Linked DNA regions of Homo sapiens: region 2 is linked to region 1. Evidence: chromatin loops called from intact Hi-C (ENCODE). Cell type or tissue: B cell. All regions are shown on one strand. Links, peaks and the distances in the headings refer to the core of each region. The heading gives the core; the rest is flanking DNA.

Region 1 (7,785 bases), core at 1,166-6,165:
GTATTTTATTCTTTTTGATGCTACTGGAAATGTAGTTTTCTTAACTTCCTCTTCAGATTAGATTGTTCCTCGTTAGTGTGCAGGGATGTCACTTTTTGTGTATATTGACTTTGTATTCTGCTAATTGGAATTTGTTCTAACATTTTTTGTGTTAAATCTTTAGGGTTTTTTACATAGAAGACTGCATCATCTGTGAATAGAGATCATTTTTCTTCCTTCCCAATTTGGATGCCTTTACGTAATTTTTTTTTTTGACTAATTGCTCTGTCTAGCATTTCTAGTATTATGTTGAATAGAAGTGAAAGCAAGCATCCTTGCCTTGTTCCTCATCCTAAACAGAAAGCTTTTGGTCTTTTACCACTAAGTATTATGTTTGCTGTGGATTTTTCATATATGGCATTTATTATTTTGAGATACTTTATATTTCTGGTCTGTTTTTACCATGAAAGGGTGTTGAATTTTGTAAGATAATTTTTCTCCACCAATAGAGATGACCATTTGTTTTCTCTCCCCTTCATTCTGTTAATGCAGTATATCACATTGATTTTTCTTTTTGTATATTGAGTCTTCATTGAATTCTAGGAATAAGTCCCACTTGGTCATTGATATCGTTTGAATTTGTGTTCCCACTCAAATCTCATGTTGAATTGTAACCCCCAGTGTTGGAGGAGGGGCCTGGTGGGAGGTGATTGGATCATGGGAGTGGACTTCCCCCTTTCTGTTCTCATGATAGTGAGTTCTCATGAGATCTGGTTGTTTAAAAGTGTGTGGCAGCCAGGCACGTTGGGTCACGCCTGTAATCTCAGCACTTAGGGAGGCCAAAGCAGGCAGATCATGAGGTCAAGAGATCGAGACCATCCTGGCCAACATGGTGAAACCCCGTCTCTACTAAAAATACAAAAATTAGCTGGGCGTGGTGGTGTGCGCCTGTAGTCCCAGCAACTTGGGAGGCTGAGGCAGGAGAATCACTTGAAGCCGGGAGGTGGAGGTTGCAGTTGAGCTAAGGTCGCACCATTGCACTCCAGCCTGGTGACAGAGTGAGACTCTGTCTCAAAAAAAAAAAAGAAGTGTGTAACACTTCCCCCTTCCCTCTCTCTCTCTTCCTCCCACTCTGGTCATGTAAGATGAGCCTCCTTTCTCCTCTTCTTCCACCATGACTAAAAGTTTCCTGAGGCCTCCCCAGCCATGCTTCCGGTACAGCCTGTGGAATCATGAGCTGATTAAACCTCTTTTCCTCATAAATTACCCAGTCTCAGGTAGTTCTTTATAGCAATGTGAGAATGAATTAATACAGACATGGCACATACTCGTTTAAAAATGCTTCTTAATTCTGTCTGCTAATAGTATTTTGTTGAATTTTTGCATCAAAGTTATTAAGGAGGATTGGTCTGCACGTTACTTGTGGTGTCTTTCTCTGGCTTTGGCATTGTGAAGCAGGTTCACTGCACTAGTTACCAGCTTGTCTGAGTCTGATAAGACAGAACACACACATACAAGTTACATGAAGTGGGCTTATTACTTACAGAAAAGCAGCAAGGGACAACAAAAGACTAACATTCATTATGAGCCGGTCTTCCAAAGTTCAGAAAAGCTGCTCAGGGTGCATGGAGTCTCATCTTTGTGTGCTCCTTTTGCACTGCAGCTGAGGCAACCTGGCATGTAGCCCACCCTGGGTTTGATTTCCTTGGGGTGACGTGACATACTGGGGTGACGTGACATGCTGAGCAAAACTGTTGAAGGACATCTTGTCTCTGGAGGTAGGGACTGGATCAGGACCTGGGCTTTTCTGGCCGGTTCCTCCCTGTCTCAGAATATTACACTCCCAGCACATTCTGTAGTTATTCTTGAACTACAATTAAGAAAGAAGAACTCTGTCAGTCCAAGGCCACCCAGAGAACTGTCCTGCTGATATCAGGCCAATACTGGCTTCATAGAATGAGTTAGGAAATGTTCCCTTCTCTTCAAATGTCTGATAAAAGTTTGAGAAGAATTGGTGTTAATTATTCTTTAAATGTTTGGAATTTACCTGTGAAACCATCAGGTCCAGAGCTTTTCTTAACTGGGAGGTTTTCAGTTGGTGATTTAATCTCCTTACAAGTTATAAGGTCTATTCAGATTTTTTTTTTTTTTTTTTTTTTTTTTTTGGTGATTCAGTCTTGGTAAGTTTTGTGTTTCTAGAGAATTTGAATTTTGCAATTTCCCTTCTGTTTTTGAGCTCTAACTTCACCCTATTGTGATTGGAGAAGATTATTTGTATGATACTTTTAAAAATCAGTTGAGACTTTATGGCCTAAGCTATAGTCTATCCAGGAGAATGTTCCATGTGTACTTGAGAAAAATATATATTCTCTTGTTGGTAGAGTGTCCTATATGTCTATTAGGTCTAGCTGATTTATTGTGTTGTTCAAGTCCTCTATTTCCTTCTGTCTGGTCGTTCTGTCCATTATTGAGAATGAGATATTGAAGTTTCTATCATTGTGGAAATATGTATTTCTCCATACAGTTCAGCCACCTTTTGCTTCATATGTTTTGATTAGCTGTTATTAGGTATGTAAATGTTTATTATGTTATGTCTTCTTACTGTATTGAATCTTTTATTAATATATAACACCTTTCTTTCTTTGTCTCTTATGATTCTTCCAATTTAAAGTTTGTTTTATCTGATGGTATTACCATCCCTGCCCTTCTTGGTTGCTATGTGCATGAAATATCTTTTCACTTTCAACCTATTTATGTCTTTGGATTCTAAAGTGAGTTTCTTATAGACAGCATATGGTTAGATCATTTTTAAAAATCTATTCTGCCAAACTGTCTTTTGAGTGAAATGTTTAATCCATTTAAATTTAAAGTAATTACTGATGAGGGATTTTTGTCATTTGCTGTTTGTTTTTTATATGCCTTATAACTTCTTTTGTCTTTTTCTGCATTGACTCTTATATTTAATTTTTTAAATAGTGAGATATTTCAATTTCCTTACCTCCTTTTGTGTAAATTCCATAACTATTTTCTCTGCAGTTACTGTGAATATTACACTGAACATTCTAAAGTTTAACACTATAATTTGAATTTATGTCAGCTTTAATAACTTCAATAACATACAAGTTCTGTTCATTTACAGCTGCATCCCCACTGCTTTCAGCTATTGAAGTTAAAAAAAAATGCATCTTTGTACATTGTGTCCAAAAATGTAAACTAATAATTGTTTTAAAAATGCATTAGTCTCTTAAATTATGTAGAAAACAAAATGTAGCATTACAAACTTACATTGCAATAACACAGTTGACTATTGAAAATGTGGGGGTTAGAGGTGCTGACATCTGTGGAGTCAAAAATCTCCATATAAGTTTGACTTCCCAAAAAACTTAGCTATTAGTACCTTACTGTTGATCAGAAACATTACTGGTACCATAAACTGTTAACACATACTTTGTATATGTATTATATACTATATTCTTAAAGTAAGCTAAAAAATACAGAAGAGAAAATACATTTACTGTTTGTTAAGTGGAAATGGATCATCATAATGGTCTTCATTCTTGTCAACTTTATTTTGAGTAGGTTGAGGAGAAAGAAGAAGAGGACAGATTAGTCTTGCTGTCTCAGGGATGGCAGAGGCAGAAAGGTGGAGGAGGTGGAAGGGGAGGTAGGAGACACATGCACACTTGGTGTAACTTTACAAAAATACATTGTAGTTTCTGACTTTTTTTTTTTTGCTTTTGCATTTCTCTAAAAATGTTTCTATATGGTACCAATCCTCCTTCCACCATTTGCTTTAGTTTCAGTGACTGTATCATAGAAGGGTCCCGTGTCATAAAAGAAGTCAAAAAGCAGTCTTGAATAATCAAAACCCTTCTTCCAGATGGTCTAATGTCAATTTCTTTTCTGACGCAGCTACTGTTGTGTCTTCTTCCTCATTGCCTGGCCCTGGTTCTGAAGCACTCATCTCCCAGTCATCTTCTGTTAATTGCTCTGGGGTGACATCTACTGGTGCTTAAATTTTGTGTAATATTCACAATCTCTTTCATGATTTCCTTGATTGGCTCTGTTGTAAATCCTGTGAAGTCATGCACAACATTTGGACATGGTTTTCTCCAGTAGGAATTTATTATTTGGGGCTTGATGGCTTTAACAGATTTTTCTGTAACACCAGTGGCATCATGAATGGTGTAATCCTTCGACTTTCTTGATGTTCTCTCTAGCAGGGTTCTCTCTGGTAGTTCAACAATCTTTTCCATAGAGTACCATGTGTAATGAGCATTAAAGGTCCTTATGACCCTCTGATCTAGAGAGACTGGATTAGAGATGTTGTGTCTGGGGAGAAGTAGACCAACTTTTCAGTGTTGAACTTAGGGGTTTTGGGTGCCGGGGGCATTGTCCAATATCAAAAGAGTTTGAAAGGGGCTGGGCATGGTGGCTCATGCCTGTAATCCCAGCACTTAGGGAGGCTGAGGTGGGAGGATAGCTTGAGCCGAGGAGCTTGATACCTGCCTGGGCAACATAGCAAGACCCTGTACTCCACAAAAAGGGGAAAAAAGATTTTTAAAAAGTAGTTTAAAAGGCAGTCCTTTACTGGCAAGGTACTTCCTAAATTCAGGGACAAAGCATTGATGGAACCAGTCTAGAAAAAGTATTTGTATTGTCTAGGCCTTCTTGTTATACAACTAAAAGAATGGCAGCTGGTGTTTTCTTTTTTTTGTTTTGTTTTTTGTTTTGTTGTTGTTGTTGTTGCTCCTGTTAAGCCTCAGGGATTAGCAGCTTTATAGAAAAGGGAATTCCTGATCATAAACCTGACTGTGTTTGCACAAAACAGTAGAGTTGGCTTATCATTTCCTGCCTTAAATCCTGCTTCTCTTCATTACTAATAAATGTCCTCTGTGGCTTTTTTTTTTTTTTTTTCCGGAATAGAGCACTTTTGTATGCTTTAAAAACCTGTTCAGACACTATCACTTCTTCCCAGGTTGGTTTTGTTCCTGCTTTTTTCTTTTCTTTTCGACGGAGGCTCGCTCTTTTGCCCAGGCTGGAGTGAAGTAGTGTGATCTCGGCCCACTGCAACCTCTGCCCCCTGGGTTCAAGCGATTCTCCTGCCTCAGACTTCCGAGTAGCTGGCATTCCTGGTGCCCACCACCAAGCCCAGCTAATTTTTGTATTTTTAGTAGAGACAGCATTTCACCATGTTGGCCAGGCTGGTCTCAAGCTCCTGACCTCAGGTGATCCACCTGCCTTGACCTCCCAAAGTGCTGGGATTACAGGCTTAAATCACCACACCCATCCTCCCCAGGGATTTTCTTAATGGCACCTGGGAACCTGTCTGCTGCCTCTTGGTTGGCAGAAGCTGCTGCTTCTGTTACCTTGACAATTAAGCCAAACCTCTTCCTAAAATTATCAAACCATCCTTTGCTGGTGTTAAACACTCTAGCATTAGATCCTTTGCCTTCCTTTTGCTTTAAGTTGTCATGTAATGACTTCATTTTTTTCTCAAATCATATTAGAGTCTATATGTATGCCTTTCTTTTTTTTATTATACTTTAAGTTCTACTGTACATGTGTACAATGTGCAGGTTTGTTACATATGTATACATGTGCCATGTTGGTGTGCTGCACCCATTCACTCATCATTTACATTAGGTATTTCTCCTAATGCTATCCCTCCCCCTACCCCCACCAACACGACAGGCCCTGGTGCGTGATGTTCCCCACCCTGTGTCCAAGTGTTCTCATTGTATAATTCTCACCTATGAGTGAGAACATGCGGTATTTGGTTTTCTGCCCTTGCGATAGTTTGCTCAGAATGATGGTTTCCAGCTTCATCCATGTCCCTACAAAGGACATGATCTCATCCTTTTTCATGGCTGCATAGTATTCCATGGTGTATATGGGCCACATTTTCTTAATCCAGTCTATCATTGATGGACATTTGGGTTGGTTCCAAGTCATTGCTGTTGTGAATAGTGCCACAATAAACATACGTGTGCATGTGTCTTCATAGTGGCATGATTTATAATCCTTTGGGTATATACCCAGTAATAGGATGGCTGGGTCAGATAGTATTTCTAGTTCTAGATCCTTGAGGAATCGCCACACTGTCTTCCACAGTGGTTGAACTAACAGTGTAAAAGTGTTCGTTCAACCCACCAACAGTGTAAAAGTGTTCCTATTTCTTCACATCCTCTCCAGCACCTGTTATTTCCTGACTTTTTAATGATCACCATTCTAACTGGTGTGAGATGGTATCTCATTGTGGCTTTGATTTGCATTTCTCTGATGGCCAGTGATGATGAGCATTTTTTCATGTGTCTGTTGGCTGCATAAATGTCTTCTTTTGAGAAGTGTCTGTTCATATCCTTTGCCCACTTTGTGATGGGGTTCTTTGATTTTTTCTTGTAAATTTGTTTAAGTTCTTTGTAGATTCTGGATATTAGCCCTTTGTCAGATGAGCAGATTGCAAAAATTTTCTCCCATTCTGTAAGTTGTCTGTTCACTCTGGTAATTCTTTGCTGTGCAGAAGCTCTTTAGTTTAATCAGACCCCATTTGTCAATTTTGGCTTTTGTTGCCATTGCTTTTGGTGTTTTAGTCATGAAGTGCTTGCCCATGCCTATGTCCTGAATGGTATTGCCTAGGTTTTCTTCTAGGGTTTTTATGGTTTAAGGTCTTAGTTTAAGTCTTTAATCCATCTTGAGTTAATTTTTGTATAAGGTGTAAGGAAGGGATCCAGTTTCAGCTTTCTGCATATGGCTAGACAGTTTTCCCAGCACCATTTATTAAATAGGGAATCCTTTCCTCATTTCTTGTTTTTGTCAGGTTTGTCAAAGATCAGATGGTTGTAGATGTGTGGTATTATTTCTGAGGGCTCTGTACTGTTCCATTGGTCTATATGTCTGTTTTGATACCAGTAGCATGCTGTTTTGGTTACTGTAGCCTTGTAGTGTAGTTTGAAGTCAGGTAGCATGATGCCTCCAGCTTTGTTCTTTTGGCTTAGGATTGTCTTGGCAATGCAGTCTCTTCTTTGGTTCCATATGAACTTTAAAGTAGTTTTTTCCAATTCTGTGAAGAAAATCATTGGTAGCTTGATGGGGAAGGCATTGAATCTATAAATTACCTTGGGCAGTATGGCCATTTTCACAATATTGATTATTCCTACCCATGAGCATGGAACGTTCTTCCATTTGTTTGTGTCCTCTTTTATTTTGTTGAGTGGTGGTTTGTACCTCTCCTTGAAGAGGTCCTTCACATCCCTTGTAAGTTGGATTCCTAGGTATTTTATTCTCTTTGAAGCAATTGTGAATGGGAGTTCACTCATGATTTGGCTCTCTGTTTGTCTGTTATTGGTGTATAAGAATGCTTGTGATTTTTGCACGTTGATTTTGTATCCTGAGACTGCTGAAGTTGCTTATCAGCTTAAGGAGATTTTGGGCTGAGACTGTGGGGTTTTCTAAATACACAATCATGTCATCTGTAAACAGGGACAATTTGACTTCCTTTTTTCCTAATTGAATACCCTTTATTTCCTTCTCCTGCCTGATTGCCCTGGCCAGAACTTCCAACACTATGTTGAATAGGAGTGGTGAGAGAGGGCATCCCTGTCTTGTGCCAGTTTTCAAAGGGAATGCTTCCAGTTTTTGCCCATTCAGTATGATATTGGCTGTGGGTTTGTCATAAATAGCTCTTATTATTTTGAGATATGTGCCATCAATACCTAGTTTATTGAGAATTTTTAGTATGAAGGGCTGTTGAATTTTGTCAAAGGCCTTTTCTGCATCTATTGAGATAATCATATGGTTTTTGTC
Region 2 (7,785 bases), core at 885-5,884, 110 kb before region 1:
TGAAGCAGCTCTGGCTGTCTCTTCCCTGCTTTTCTTTCAGCATCTTAGAAAACAAAACAATACTCACTGAATTTATTTTGTCCCAAATCTAGACTAGTGCAGGCCATGACATTAGAATAGCACTCTGCTTTTCAGAGACACTTTCCAGTACCTGTCTGTCCTGGGCATTGCCATTTCTGCTTGATAGAAAGGGAAACTGAGGCTGAGTAGTTTGTGACTTGCACCGTATCACCTAGCCAGTTAAAAAATATTGTCAAAATTTACAAACCCAGAAGGAGAGAGACTAGTATTATAAACCTCAGATGCCCATTACCTAGATTTAACAATGATCAAGATTTTGCCACGTGTATATATAGCTAGTGCTGGAGAAAATGATAGCAATATTTGTAAAGCACAAATACTTTCTACTTTACAAATAATTCTTTCACATTTGTTCATATGATCTTCCTATATGCCAGGCACTATTCTAACATCTTACAGGGGCACTGTGAAGTAGATTTTGTCATTCTCCTCATTTTATGATGAGAAACCATAGGCACGGAGAAGTTACTGACCAGTCTGAATTCACACGACTTATAAGAGCTAGGATTTGAATGTATTTTCTCATTTGATCCTCAGCATCGCTGTGATACTGATGGTGATTATTAGTCTGTTCATTTTGCAGTCTAGAAAATGGAGGGGGTTTATGTGGCTCACGTGAAAACAATTTTTATACAAATACATAGTGAGCACTTCTCGAAGTTTTATTTATCTAATTAATGGGCTAACCAGCAAGATGATAAAACTGGTTTAAAATTGGATAAGGGAAACTAAGACGTATTTGTGTGGCGGTGTGTGTGTATTTAATAGTGAAAAAAGGAATGCTGAGATAAGATTGCTAAATTAGACACAAAACTAGTTAATATCCTAGGGGCTGTAAAATCATAACCTTTGGGGTTATCTTTTCTACTAGATGGAAATATTTGCATTTCTGTTGTATCTTATTAAGTTTTTACAAGTTAACATCTGATTTTACAGAGTGGAACAAGGGCTGTCCTAATTAATTGTAAATAGTACATCTTTCAAAGCCACACTCTTCCCATAAAGTCCAGAGAACCGTAGACAGGCCTCTGAGAGTCTAAGGCTTGGCTGTGCTCCCTTAGTGTTTTTTAATTTAATGTTTTGAGACAGAATCTGGCTCTGTCACTCAGGCTGGAGTGCAGTGGTGCAATGTCAGCTTACTGCAGCTTCCGCCTCCCGAGTTCAAGCGATTCTCCTGCCTCAGCCTCCTGAGTAGCTGGGATTACAGGTGCGCGCCACCACACCTGGCTATTTTTTTTTGTAGAGACGGGCTTTCGCCCTGTTGTCCAGGCTGGTCTGGAACTCCTGGCCTCGTGTGATCCACCTGCCTCGGCCTCCCAAAGTCCTGGGATTAGAGGCGTGAGCCATTGCACCCAGCCCTGGCTGTACGCTTGTGTGACATTGAGAGGAACCATAGTCATCTTTTGCTTCATTTCCAGGCTTTGGAAGGGCAGTTGCCTAGTGCAGCTGCTGCTTAAACCAAAGCATTCCGACTTTCCCTCTATGCTGGGTTAGCACCATCTTTAGACTTTTGGAAGGTGATTAGGAGGCTAGAAATAAAAAAAAGAATTAAAAATGTTAAAATTGCTCAAATGGAGTAGAATAATTCCCAGAACCCGAAAACATAAATCACCTGAAAAAAAAAAAACTATTAAAAATACAGATTTCTTAATCCTTCCCTAGAAAAGGGAGGGGATTGTGTATTTTTGAACAGTCTTTCCAGGTGTTGTGCAGTTGTTGGGCTAAGTCGCATGGTGAGAACATTATTACTAACATAGGCAGGATGAAGACCCTCCAGGTGAAATAAGAGAGACCAGAAAAGTGGACCTCCCAAGGCATCATCAGGGTATAAATGCCTGGAGACTCTTGGAAGAATTAGATAGAGAAAGGCCCAGAGAAAGGAGGTGTCAGCAAAACTTGCTACTGAGATGAGCAGAGTGATGCTCGCCTATGCTGAGCTCGTCTGCAGAGGGTGTTTTTCAAGGTAAATGGGAAATTGTTATCACTTTATCTTCACTGGTTTGCTTATCTGAAGCAGGAGGAAGAAGGTTTGAGCTCCCAGAAGATGTTTTGCAAATTCATTTTAGTGTCACTGCTCCTTCCTCTCTAGAGGGTGGTTTAGCCTAGAGAGGCATTTGAAATTTGTCTGACGATAAATAGAACTTAAAGGAATTGTCCTGAGTTTGAAGCTTCTGAGCCTTAGGAAAGACGGGTCTGAGCTGTTTTCAGGCTGCAGTGTACTTTCAGGGCCTGGCTGCTTGTACAGGTTCCAGTTCTTCTTCCCTAGAGAGTGACCTAATGTTTTATGTCCGGTATTTGGGGGTAGCTTATTTTCCTAGGTGGGAGTCTGAAGATGCAGGTTTTGCTCAGGGACTTTGGAATCTAAATGACCCAGATTTTGCTCAACTCTAGTGCTGGCTATTATTATGATGGTGCCGAGACATGGCAGAGTGTCCTACTGATTTCTGCCTGTCCGTGGGCTCCTGAGCACAGAGCAGACAGAGCAGGGGGCAGCAGGGTAGAACAGAAATTGCTTTTCTTTTAAAGCTAGAAAAAAGGAGTGGGCGGAATGGGAAATCTTGCACAGTCCTTTCTCTTCCTGGATGCACATCACTCACAAGTCGTTTCCTGAAAATCCTAATGCAATCCAATGGTGAGAGACGGCTTCCTGCCGGTCTGCTGAGCCAGCCCCTCGTCAGGGAGGAGATGAGAACAAGATGTGGTCAGAGAATGGGGCAGCTGGGCTGGGCCGGGCTGCTCAGTGACCATGTGCCCTCCTCTCTGTGGGACAGCAGCGTCCTTTGGTTCTGAGAGCAGCACCTGGACACATGGGCGTATGTGGACCTAGCTTGGGGGAGCTGCAGAGTTGTTCAAACAGATGGCTGGCCCTAACCCTAGAGTTTCTGTCTGATTCATGAGTCTGGGTGGAGCCTGGCAATTTGCATTTTTAACTAGTTTCTAGATGATGCTGATATTGCTGCTTCAGAAAGGGTGATTAGGTGGAAAATGAAAGCGGATTGTTTTATGTAGATTCAGAGGCCAGAATGAAGGCCTGTGGGTGCCAGTGACAGAGGTGTAGTTTTTAATCCGGAGTAAAACATTAAACTACTGTATGTGGTCAGAAATGGAGTGGGTAGTCTCAGGAGTAGCCTCTCCCTGGAGGTGTCCAGTGGTGAATAGCCATTTGGCAGATTCCTACACGAGATAAAAGGTTCATTCATTCGTTTGCGAGTTTATTCACTCATTCACAGAATGCACATGTACTGCCTGCTTGCTAGGTGCTGGGGGCCGGGGAGAAGACTTCAAAGACACAAGGTCCCTGTTTTTGGGGAGCTCACAGTGTAATTGGGGTTTGACTACATGATTTCTAGGGTTCCTTTCAGTGCTGAGGGTCAGAGAGGCCTGTGATGATGGGGTAATGTCACTGGGTGAATGATTTCTCCCCCCTTGCTAAGTCTCAGAAGAGGCTGAGAATATTTTTACCAGGAGTGCATTTTCTGTGGGAAAATTCACACTTCCCCACTGGCACCTGGAATGAACTATTAAACTCTGAACTCCTGACCAGCTGTACATGGCGCAGTCTGTGAAAGCAAACCCAGGAAATGGGCTGCAGGAATGAGCACATTGCGTTTTACCACCTCTCTTAAGTGATGTACTGGAGAGTTCATGGCTGGGGAAAGTTAGAGAGAGAAACTTTCTGGGTTCTTCTGTCATAATCCCTGTTGAAAGCAATAATGATTATCACTAACTTTTACCCAGCTCCACTTTGTGCCAGGCATGGCATTAAGTCTGCTACATTTATTATGTTGTTTGATCCTCATCACAGCCCTATCAAATGAGTATATCATCCTCTTTTTTGTGTAAGAGGAAACAAAGGTTCAGAGACATACATGTACTTGTTCACGGCCGTAGAGGCAGTGAATGTCAGAGCTGGAATCAAAACTTCAGTTTTCCAGTCTCCAGACCATGCTCTAAGCTGCTAGTACACTGAACTACTCATCCATCCATTCATTCGGTAACTAGTTAAGTGGTTTTCTCATTGAACAAATGTTAAGCACTGACATAAACCAGTGAGCAAAACTGCTTGGCCTCTGCCCTCATGAGGCTTACAGCTTTTCTCCCTCAGGCAAATGGGTGACTCCTCCCTCAAATCTTGGACTAGTTAGATGCTAAGGAGAAAGAGAAAGGACTGGGAGACAGATTCTGGCAGGTTAGCCACTGACCCAAAGTTTCCATGTGAATGAGAATTTCTCTTCACAAAGCTGGGGTTTGTGCTTTGCTTTATTTTTACATTTTCCTGTTGGGCTTCTTTTCTTCTTGTCCAAGGCGAGAAGTTGAAGGCCTTGACATAGTACAGGAGACAATTCTTGTGGCATTTGCCTTCTGACCACACACTGGGGATGGAGGGAAATCTGAGCGATCCCAGAACTTAGAGCTGGAAGTGACTCTAGAGGAATTCTAGAGACCCTCTGCGATGACCCTCTCTTGCTGGGAAATGTCACCTCTTTCAAAACCTGGGTTATCCCTGCAGATTCCTTTGGCTTTCTGTGCTGGCCTCAGCCTACATTTTCTTCTTTTTAAGAGCAGTTTTAAATTAAAATTTCAGTTTTCAAAACACCTCTCTGACAGTTAATTTAAAAGTCAACCAACTTCAGAAATATGCAACTTATATTGTAAACATCTTCTGCAACCCCTGAGATAATCACCATCAACAAAGGGCATTTGTTTCTCTCTCTCTTTTTTTTTTTTTTTTTGAGACAGAGTCTCGCTCTTGTCACCTAGGCTGGAGTGCAATGACGTGATCTCGGCTCGCTGCAACCTCCACCCCCCAGGTTCAAGCAGTTCTCCTGCCTCAGCCTCCCAGCTAGGCACCTGCTACCACACCTGGCTAATTTTTGTAATTTTAGTAGAGATGGGGTTTCACCATGTTAACCAGGCTGGTCTTGAACTCCTGACCTCAGGTGATCTGCCCACCTCAGTCTCCCAAAGTGCTGGGATTACAGGTGTGAGCCACCACACCTGGCTGACCTTGACTTTCTGTAGATCAATTCTGCCTTTAATGTGGCTGAACTATTAATAGTTGAAACATCCATTTGACTCTTATATTTTTCTTTTAATTTTTAGAGAAAATTCTAAGAACATTTCTTGAAGTTGCCTGGCCTTTGGTGAGGGGATTCTTAACCTGTACTTCAAGGGGTCTGTGGTGAGAGAAACCAATGTCCAAGTTTAGAAAAGAAAAAAAGGAATTTATTGGAAGAGTAACATAGAATTACCAGGTCTCAGGAAATCGGAACCACTAAGTGTCCGAAAGGGCAGGCAACGGAAGCTTAGGGAACCCTTGTAGCAGGAACAGAAGAACAGATGCATTGCTTCCATCTGTTCAGACCTGGCAGTATCTCTCCACTGGCTTCGCTTGAAATACAGGTCACCCCTTGGCCAGGGCCAAGTAGGACACCTTGATTGACAATCTCACCAAAATATGCATCAGGGAAGAGTTATTCCCTTAAAGAAAAATTGGTCTGCTGATACTAAAAATTGGTAGATCCAGTGCTGGAAAAATCAACCACGGTACACAACAGGGTTCATAGGCCCCGGGAAATTTTGCATGTGTTTGCATGTCTGTTTTCCCAGGACCCAGACAAATATTAAGATCATTGCTTTAGTTCTGTCAATTCCATCTAGTTGGAGTGATGTTCCCATAGTGATGATAAATTATATTTAATTTACATTAAATATAAAATTAATAACAAACTTATGGTTTTCCTTTTTGTTCCTTAGCCCCTTGTGGCTGCCTAGTTTCTTTTGTATGGAGATGCTTGGGATAGTCCTGCCTGGTTCAGTTAAAATCACTCGTTGTTGCTAGGAGGGTGGAGTTCATCCACTTATGATATAAATGTCTCTTTTTATTTTTTGCAGGCAACTTTTTGCTCCTTCCTACACAGAAACCCATTATACTTCAAGTGGTAACCCTCAAACCACCACACGGAAATTGGAGGTGAGTTCAGGTCAACAAATGTCTATCCAGCAGCTGTCCTCTCCCAGCCCTACTCCTAGGACCTCAGGAGATGCCTGATGGAGTTGGTCTCTCCTCTGAAGGGAGTGTTTCCCCCAAGCGAAGACCAAGGGAGCAAACGAGAAGCAAAACATGTATTTGATGTTCATAGGTGCTCCTCCTCCTTTGCTGACTACAATGGCTAAAGAAACATAGACTATTTTAGGGTAATTGCATCTAATTACAATTGATGCAAATTACTGTGAAATATACATGTTCTTTGCTTTATGTTAATTACCCACATGTTAACAAAAGTTTTAGTAAAAGGAGTGACTTACTCATAATCCTGTCGTCTCATCCAATTAGATGTTTGATTAGTCCTTTTTAAATGGATGTATAACATTTACAGAGTTGTAATCACTGTGCATATACATTTTGTAGTCTGCTATTTTAATGTGATTTTTAAGTTATGAATATTTTATTTTGCTTCTATATTCATATTGGACATTTTTTCCCTCAAAGTTGTTTTTGAGTAGGGATGTTTACGCAATGTCAAAGATCTTTCATTTAGAAAATGGTCTTTCAGATGGTTACATGTCAGTTTGCTTTGCCACACTCCACTGGTAGACATTTAAAGTAGTGAATGATACACATTTCATGGTGGCTAGCTCTTCTTACAGGGATGCCTATTGGAATTTGTAGGCTCAGAACGTTGATTCTCAACCAGGAGAACCAATGGCGTTGCCCCGACCCCGAGGGACACCTGGCAATGTTTGCAGGCAATTTTTATTGCCGTGACTGGCAGGGAGGATCTACTGGCATCTACATTCTATAATGCATAGGACAGACCCACCACTCCCCCACAACAGAATTATCCAGCTCCAAATATCCATAGTGCCCAAGTTGAGAAACCCTGGATTCGAATGACCATTCTCAAAGTCTGGGCTGGTGAGATGGGGGTGAAGAAGGGAAGACGCACACTGGCAGGAGCAGCAGTGGCCTTTGCCTTTGGGGCAGGACATAATGGACTACTGAGGCACACAGACTGGGAGTTGTGGTGTGGAGAACAGCAGGAGAGGTCCCTCTGCATCAGGACTCCTTCAGCAGCTTCTCATGGAACCTGAGTGTTCTACCAGGCCCATTCTTTAAAATATCCCTGCTGGAGTGCAAGTGTCCAGCAAGATAACACTGGCCACTATCAGTCATTAACAGCTCAGATTAGTTCGCCAGATTACCCCTGGATGGGGAAAGGGACACAGGACAGGTAATTTTGTGTGTGTGTGTGTGTGTGACAGAGTTTCACTCTGTAACCTAGGCTGGAGTGCAGTGGTGCGATCTTGGCTCACTGCAACCTCCGCCTCTTGGGTTCAGGCAATTCTCCTGTCTCAGCCTCCCCAGTAGGTGGGATTACAGGCATGCATCACCACACTTGGCTAATTTTTGTATTTTTAGTAGAGACAGGGTTTCACCATGTTGGCCAAGCTATTCTCGAACTCCTGACCTCAGGTGATCTGCCCACCTTGGCCTCCCAAAGTGCTGGGATTATAGGCATGATCCACTGCGCCCGGCTAATTTTGTATTTTTAGTAGAGATGGGGTTTCACCATGTTGGCCAAGCTGGTCTCGAACTTCTGACCTAAGGTGATCCACCCACCTCAGCCTCCCAAAGCGCTGAGATTACAGGCCACTGTGCCCGGCCACAGTTTTTGATAGATCCAAGAGACGTGGCGCATA

What was found. Hi-C counts contacts between places; a loop is a spot of excess contacts. Peaks named below come from ENCODE experiments on the same cell type or tissue, not always from the same donor. Only the 100,000 strongest peaks of a DNase experiment are listed, where the experiment ranks them.
Region 2: it touches region 1 in a loop (2.6-fold over the local background); 2 of 110 quality-filtered maps call a loop at or near these places.

Annotation. Positions count from the first base shown.
Region 1 is chr5:157,428,193-157,435,977 of GRCh38, reverse strand. All of the region lies in intron 1 of NIPAL4-DT (NIPAL4 divergent transcript), which reads left to right. Among named protein-coding and RNA genes, the nearest start is that of NIPAL4-DT, 28 kb to the left of the region's middle. In B cell, for the core only: a CTCF peak has its summit at 4,005 (motif pointing left); a DNase peak (open chromatin) is centred at 3,937; H3K4me3 peaks cover 389 bases; H3K27ac peaks cover 625 bases.
Region 2 is chr5:157,536,183-157,543,967 of GRCh38, reverse strand. It overlaps ADAM19 (ADAM metallopeptidase domain 19), which reads left to right. Exons shown (of 23, transcript NM_033274.5): 4 at 5,977-6,055. Among named protein-coding and RNA genes, the nearest start is that of ADAM19, 36 kb to the left of the region's middle. RefSeq lists enhancers at 2,092-2,201, 2,362-2,421, 2,832-2,931, 3,072-3,191. In B cell, for the core only: no CTCF peak of the experiment used is centred there; DNase peaks (open chromatin) are centred at 2,127 and 2,997; H3K4me3 peaks cover 1,618 bases; H3K27ac peaks cover 4,856 bases.